Linked DNA regions of Homo sapiens: regions 1 and 2 are each linked to region 3. Evidence: read pairs that join two places in POLR2A ChIA-PET (ENCODE). Cell type or tissue: MCF 10A. All regions are shown on one strand.

Region 1 (2,500 bases), 65 kb after region 3:
GAGGGGTGCAGGACACTGACTAGGTCAAGGAGCTTACATTCTATCTAGTTCCAGAGACAAAACCCACTCCCATGAAAAATCCACACACCCCCAGATATGTTTCAACTGTGAGGGATCCATGTCTGGGAAGGGGCAAGAAGGTACTTTCTGGAGTGCTAGAAATATGCTGTATCTGAGAGGTGGTTGCGTGGAGGCATATACATGCGAACATTTAACCAGCCGCGCTCGAAAAACGTCTTCCCTTCACTCTATATATATCTCAGTAAACAATTAAAGCTATACATGTGTGTAGTCAACAATCCCAAGGTGGAACATGGTGCAGTGGAGAAAGGCTGTGAGCTCCAGAGGAAGAGACAGGACAGCTTCTAGTTTTTTCCACCTGTCTGAAGTAGTTCCTGCCTGCCACTTGGTAGACACCAAATAAATACTGTTGAATAATCAAATAAATTAATTTGATGCTGTGACTATATTTCTTAACATGGAAACCTGTCAATGATATCTTTCCAAGTGCAATAAACAGGCTGTAGAAGAGCATGTGAGAATTATCTCATTTTTGTAAATATTTATGTTCATAGTTTTTGTGTATCTAGTCTGGAAGAACACACCAAAATCCTAATGAAAGTTATGTTGGGTGAAAAGATAAAGACAATATATTTTCATTCTTTTTTTCTTCTTTGTACTTAAATTTTTTTCTAGCAAGTTAAACTGGGTGAAAAAGCAAATATATATATCTATATAGATATATATAGATATATCTATATCTATATATATATCTATATAGATATATATAGATATATCTATATCTATATCTATATCTATATCTATATAGATATAGATATAGATATCTATCTCAGTAAATCACTCCAGGGCAACAAAGTAGGGTCCAGAGCACATCGGCGCCAATTTGTGAATCTCTAAAAGGGGGTTATAGTATGTAATGTGTCTCAAGCTTACCTGACCAGAGACCCTTTGGGGAACTGCTGCTCTAAAGAGAACTGCATAAAAGGAGTTGGGTCTCTGATAATTGCATGAAATCATCACAGCAAATCACAACTACTTACATCCAAACTTCTCTTATACACAAGAAAAGCAAACCTTCTGTGTAAGTTAAGGTGATTTGGCTCTTCTGCCATGCAGTTGAACTGAATTCTAGCTGGTACCAGAGCTTCGCACAGTGCCGCACATTTAGAAAGTGGTCAAGAAATGCTAACTGCTGTTGTTTGCAGCAATCTAACAGGATGCCAGGACCTGGAGAGGCTGTTTTCCCAAGCCTTTGTCTGAGATGGGATTCCTGAGGTGGTTACTGAGCCTGAGGTGGTTACTGAACCAATGCCTCCTCTGCTCTCTAAGCTCCGGTAGAACAAGTTAGGGACAGAGTCATGCTCTGGGGCTGGAAGCTTAAAACCTGGAAGATATCCCAGGCAGGGCATGTCAGAACCCAAATGCATATGGACTTGATAGAGCCTGGAGAGTGACTGAAATCACAGCTGCCCAACTTATATGCGGAAGTCTCCTACCGAGGGAAGAAAACCACAGATTCTCAGAGCCAGAAGGAAACTGCAAAGGTAATCACTCCAATCTCCAATTTAATGTCTGTTCTCTCCGTGGCTTCCCCTCTAAGTGGCCCTCCACCTGTACTGAGAACCTCCAGGGTTGGATGCTCACCACTCCCCCAGGCAGCCTGTTCTGTCTTCACATAGCTCTAGAGAAAGCTTTTTCTTTATGTTGAACTATGACTTCCACCCTTTGACCTTGGCTCTGCCTTCCAGGAGCACACAAAGCAAATCACACCCTCAAAAATCTTTTATGAGATTTTTCTCCTTAATCAAAATAATCATAATGATAGCTACCATTAATGAGGTCTTTACTGTGTTCTAGACACCATGCTAGACACTTTACATGCCTGATCTCATTTAATTTTCACAACGGTCCCATGACATAGTGTTTTCAATTGGCCCCATTTTACAGATGAGGAGTCTGAGTCTTAGGTGAGACGAAGAACCTTACCCAAGATTGCTCAGCTAGTAAGTGGCAGAACTGAAATACAGAAGCCAGATTTTTCATGTTCTAAACTACTGATGAGCCAGGCATGATGGTGCGCACCTGTAGTCCCAGCTACTCAGAATGCTAAGGAGAGAGGATCCCTTGACCCCAGGAGTTCAAGACTATAGTGAGCTTTGACTACCTGTGAAAAGCCACTGCGTTCCAGCCTGGGCAACAGAGTAAGACTCTGTCTCTAAAAATAAAAATATAATTCCTGAGCTTCACCACTGCACTCTGCTACCTCCTGTGCACACCCACCCACACATGCACACACACGCACACCCCATCAAGTCTTCTCCAGCAGTATGCACACTGACAACTCTGCAATGTCGCAATAGAAATTCTCACATGGTTCTGAAGGACCTAGAACTTTTAAGCGATTCTGCCAACTTCTCCTCTGGTTTGCACACCTCTCTCCTGCCATCAGCACCTCCTAATGCAGCCCTTGGTTTGAGCT
Region 2 (2,500 bases), 55 kb after region 3:
CCATGTGACTCATCAAAGTCACTCAGCGGGTCCTGTGTGTAGCTGCTGTAGCTGAGAATGGCCCTCCCGCACCTCCCCACCCCACACTACCCTCTGCATCCAAACTCATCCGAGCACACTAGGGATGGAGGTCCTGGAGCATCGATTTTGTCCTGTTGTGGAACATACCTCATGTGCAGTCTCAGGGGCCAAACGAGGTCTACAGAACGCTGTAGCTTAAGACATCCAAGCTCTCTCCTCCCTCTGTCATGCCATCTAGAACACACTTCTAAATTGTAATTACATACTAACTTATGTGATTACTCACTGACTTCCCCTCCTTAGTCCTGGGACCCTCTCAGTCTTTTTGGTTTCAATGGCTGTCATGTCAGGGATGTGGCAGAAACTCTATCAATATTTAGATGTCTGTTTTAGGAAAGAAGGAAGAAATAAAACCATGTGTTTTCATTGATGAAAAGAAAGCAAGCAACAGACAGCTGAATGTTTTCTGTAGATAATTAGGTGTTTGAGATAGTGCAGAAAGGAGGAGAGTACGGTAAAATGTTAAAACAGAAAATCAACCAAGAGTTAAGGTGTTTGTCTACCAAGAGTGCTGGTTCTGCTTAGTTTTAGAAACAATAACAACAATGATAAGGACAAGAAGGGCTCACGGTTACTGACAGCTTACCGTGGGCCTGGCATGGCGCTAAGCATTCTGCATGTATCGTCTCACTGAACGCTCCTTATCTGCTGTGATGTTATTTCCATTTTACACAGTGCTTGAATGACTCCAGAAGTCCCACAGCCAGTGAGTAACACAGTGCATCATGGAGGTGGGTCATCCTTGGAAGGCCTGGGGCATGGAATACAAGCTGGAGAAGGTGGAAGGAGGCTGGGATGAGATGGTGGCAGGTTGAGGTGCCAGGCAGAAGAGTAGGCCTGAGTGCAGGTGCTAGAAGTTCAGCGTTTCTGGGGCTGGGCACAGGTGAGCAAGATAAAATGCTGCTGATTTCTTAATTGTGGCACCAGACACTGACTGGGGCACCAGGCACAGAGCTGGAGCACACCATATTTTATAAAAAGAAATACTAAGGCTCAGAGGGAGAAAAGGCCTTGCCCAAGGTCACCCAACAAGTTAGAGCCCAGCCCAGTCTTGCTCCCAGTCCAGGGATTTTGGCACTGCAACAAGTGCCCCTCTTCTGACTAACAGACTCACACGCTTCCCCCATGGCAGGCTCCCCTGGTCCCTGGCTCCCTGCAGAGAGGATGGCGTGGGAAGGGAGCAAAGCAGCAGGCTTCATTCCAGGATTCCCCTCCCAGGGCAGGAAGGAGAGGGCTGTGGGGCATGACCAGGCCTGCTGTGGCTGACTAGGGGTTCTCCACCAGCCCCCCAAACCCAGAACAAAGCAAGGTTAATGAGAGCAAATTACAAAGGCTCTGAAAATGGAAGGGACCCTTTGAAGGCTGCAAGGGTGAGAGCTGGGGTGGGACCAGCCTGCTGTCTCTGTCCTCTTGTGCAATGCGCTTCCCCCGGGAACAAGCTGGCACAGGACGGTGCTCACAGAAACATCCATCCCTGTGGTCATTGCTGGAACTCTGGTTGGGCTTCTACTCTGAATTTTTCTACATTCCAATTGCCAGAAAAATGAAGATTTCTGATTGCAGACAGCTCAGCAGAGTTCCCCAGCCATTCCAAGACTTGGGGCTTAAAGGAGATTTGCGGGGAGGAGCTCCACCACACCCAGAACCTCTGGAGAACAGATTAAGGCTCTGAGCATCGCTGTTGATCATCTCTGCATTGGTTCACTTTTCTCTTTGTGGTGAGGGGTGGATATAGTAATATGCACTGACATGTATGATTAAGTTCTTAGTCTGATACTAGCACAGTGCTAAGGGGCTATACACCTTAACTCTGACAATAAGCCTATGAGATGGGAATCATCAAATTACCCCTTTGGGTGGCTTAGAGCAGTGGTTATCAAAGTGCCTTCTTGGACTAGCAACATGAGCATCACTTGGAAATGTGTTAGAAATGCAAATTCCCAGGTGCTATTGCCTTAGAGAGCATAAGAATCTCCCCCAAGTTGCATAGCAGCAAGTGGCAGCCCAGGACTGCCCCAGGACCCACACTTCTGCCCACTAGTCACTGCTGCCTGTGTCTGTGGGCCCTGTCTCCCTTTCACAGGGGTGGGTGAGTGATCATGGGCTGAGAGAGGCTGAAAGGAATACAAAAGAACAGCACATTCACTACCATACTCTTTGTAATTAGAAAAGACTGGGGCCCGGCACAGTGGTTCATGCCTATAATCCCAGCACTTTGGGAGGCCAAGGCAGGAGGATCACTTGAGCCCAGGAGTTCAAGACCAACCTAAGCAACATAGCCAGACCCTATCTCAATAAAAATTAAAAAAGAAAAGATTGGAAACAGCCTAAACCAGCCCTAGGCTGGTTAAATAAACTATGGGGTGTTCATGTAATGCAACAACTTTTTACAGAAAAAGAGTAGGAAAGCTTTTTATAG
Region 3 (2,500 bases):
GCATGTTAGGCTCCTTGTACTACCTTCCTAGTTCACAACACCCAGGGACCACTATTTTAAAACATCTTGTGTAAACGTACATCAATTCATATGACTTCCCTGCTTAACACTTTCCAGTGGCTTCCCATAGCACTTAGATTAAAATAGAAACTCCTTGCCCTGGCCTAGAAGGCTCTGCACCTCCTGGGCCCATGCTACTTCTCCAGTTCACAAGCTGCAGCCACACAAAACCCAGACCTGCCTCGGGGCCTTTGCACTTACTGCTTCCCTTAAGATTCTCACATGAATAATTCCTTCTTGTCATTCAGTTTTCAGCTTAAATGTCACCTCCTGAGCTCCTGTTTGGAGTAGACTTCCTGTCAATTCCCCTCTTTATCACTTTGCCCTATTTTCTTCATGACATATATCACTACCCAATATTTTCTTGTTTATTTGTTTAATGACTGTCTTCTTGGACTCCATGAAGAGAGGAGCTCTGTGTATCTTATTCACAGATGAATTCCCTAGTGCCTAGAACAGTGCCTGGTATAGAACCAGGCTCAATCAATACTAGTTGAGAAATGGAAGAATCTAGACTTAGGAAACACAATGACAGAATGAACGCTGAAAGAGCCTTTCATGATCATTCCTTCCTTTTGGAAGCTGGAAAATAAAGTCCCAAAGAAAGAAAGAGACTTGCCCAAAGTCACAGGGTGAGAATTAGAGCCAGGTTCTTTCCTCCTGACTGTGCTTCTGGAAAGAGCTGTGGTCACTTATGAATCTGACTGTTTGATTTCAAATCACAGCTCTACCACTTGCTACCTGTTCAACCTTAGAAAGTTACTCAATATTCCTGAACCTCAGCTTTTTCATCTGTGAGAGAGGGCTCTTAAGAGTACTGCATTCATATTCATAGGGTTTTATGGAGACTACATAAGATCGTGCACGTTAATGTACTCAGCACAGTGCCTGGTATGTAGACAAAACTCAAGACATATTCGTTATTAGATTTTAATGCCAAGGCAGAATCAAAGCCTGGGCTGGGTTGAGGGTGGGGTCCGCTGAAGCCTCTGGAGAAGGTCCAGCCTGTGCCCCAACACAGCAGGAAGCCACTGGTCTCTGGTCGAGTCTAAGCTTGCTGGCCTAGCCACAGACTGTTCCGGGAAGCTGCGAGCAGGCACTTGTCTGGGGTGGGGCCTCATGCTCCTTGGCTCCTCAGGCCCAGAAAGAGACCTGCATCTGAGTGAATGTGCACATTTACAAGAGGGCACACATGCATACTCAGTAGTCAATTTTTTGAATAATTGTGTGGGTACATTAGTTCTGTGTCTACCTGGCCATGAATGGACCCTTTTAGGATATATGTATGAACCAACTCTGCCTCCATGTAACTCCCAGCCCCATTTCAAAGATGTGGAAGGCAGGAGAAGGTGGCTAACAACACACAGGCTCTGGCTGTGTGACCTTGGGCAAATGGCTTGCCTTCTCTGATCCTTAGTTTCCCTACTTCTGCAGGTCGTTTCAAGAATGAAAGTTAGTTAATGCACATAAGTGCCGAGCACAATACGTGATATAGTTTTCAACAAATATTACCTAGTAATACAACTGTTTAGTACCTGGCTTATACTATTAACTGTTGAGTTTGTGGATAATAAAAACTTTCAGGCCAGGCGCAGTGGCTCATGCCTGTGATCTCAGGACTTTGGGAGGCCAAGCGGGGCAGATCACAAGGTCGGGAGATGAAGACCATCCTGGCCAACATGGTGAAACTCCGTCTCTACTAAAAATACAAAAATTAGCTGGGCGCAGTGGCATGTGCCTATAATCCTAGCTACTCGGGAGGCTGAGGCAGGAGAATCGCTTGAACCAGGGAGTTGGAGGTTGCAGTGAGCCGAGATCGCGCCACTGCACTCCAGCCTGGCAACAGAGCAGGACTCCATCTCAAAATAAAACAAAACAAAAAAGACTTTCAGACAAATTATTCCGTCATCCCTGATCTATGCTTGTGCAGGCTAATTTTCTGCAACTTAGTGCTGTAGGGCTTTATAGAGGCTGTGATTCAGTTCACCCTGTGTTTCAGCTCTCTACTCCAGCTTCTCAGGATCTTGATTCCGACATTCAGAAACCTGATAGTTGTAACATTCATGTCTTTGTCCAACTCATTGATAAAAGTTTGAACGTGGAGGGCTCCTCATCACTGGGGGAATCCAAGCAGAATCTGGGTGGCCACCTGAGGAGCATATTCTACTGTAGGAGGATATTTGTCCTTGGGGGAGATAAGAAGCATTCTGAAGTCCCTTCCAACTCATACGGGCATGGTTCTTTGGCCTGTGCATGCCTATGGTCTCTATCAGACCCTAAACGAGCCCCCCAATGGCAGCGAAGGGATTTCCTCTCTGTGGATCAGGGTTATACACCTGCCAATGCTTGTTTGAGAGTCAGTGTAATAAGCTGATCCCTGACCTGGGTTCTGGGAGGCTGAGACCTAAAGTCACTCATTCTCTGTCTGTTCTTGGTCAAG

Evidence for each region. Peaks named below come from ENCODE experiments on the same cell type or tissue, not always from the same donor. Only the 100,000 strongest peaks of a DNase experiment are listed, where the experiment ranks them.
Region 1: POLR2A ChIA-PET joins it to region 3 with 91 read pairs; 6 of 35 experiments call an interaction of 5 or more read pairs at or near these places.
Region 2: POLR2A ChIA-PET joins it to region 3 with 15 read pairs; 7 of 35 experiments call an interaction of 5 or more read pairs at or near these places.

The regions. Positions count from the first base shown.
Region 1 is chr5:151,636,512-151,639,011 of GRCh38, forward strand. It overlaps LOC105378231 (a long non-coding RNA gene), which reads left to right and starts at 1,429. Exons shown (of 2, transcript XR_944417.3): 1 at 1,429-1,565. In MCF 10A, no CTCF peak of the experiment used is centred here; a DNase peak (open chromatin) is centred at 1,430.
Region 2 is chr5:151,627,065-151,629,564 of GRCh38, forward strand. No RefSeq gene overlaps it. Among named protein-coding and RNA genes, the nearest start is that of FAT2, 37 kb to the left of the region's middle. In MCF 10A, no CTCF peak of the experiment used is centred here; DNase peaks (open chromatin) are centred at 827 and 1,217.
Region 3 is chr5:151,571,731-151,574,230 of GRCh38, forward strand. All of the region lies in intron 1 of FAT2 (FAT atypical cadherin 2), which reads right to left. Among named protein-coding and RNA genes, the nearest start is that of FAT2, 18 kb to the right of the region's middle. RefSeq lists an enhancer at 1-151. In MCF 10A, no CTCF peak of the experiment used is centred here; a DNase peak (open chromatin) is centred at 1,131.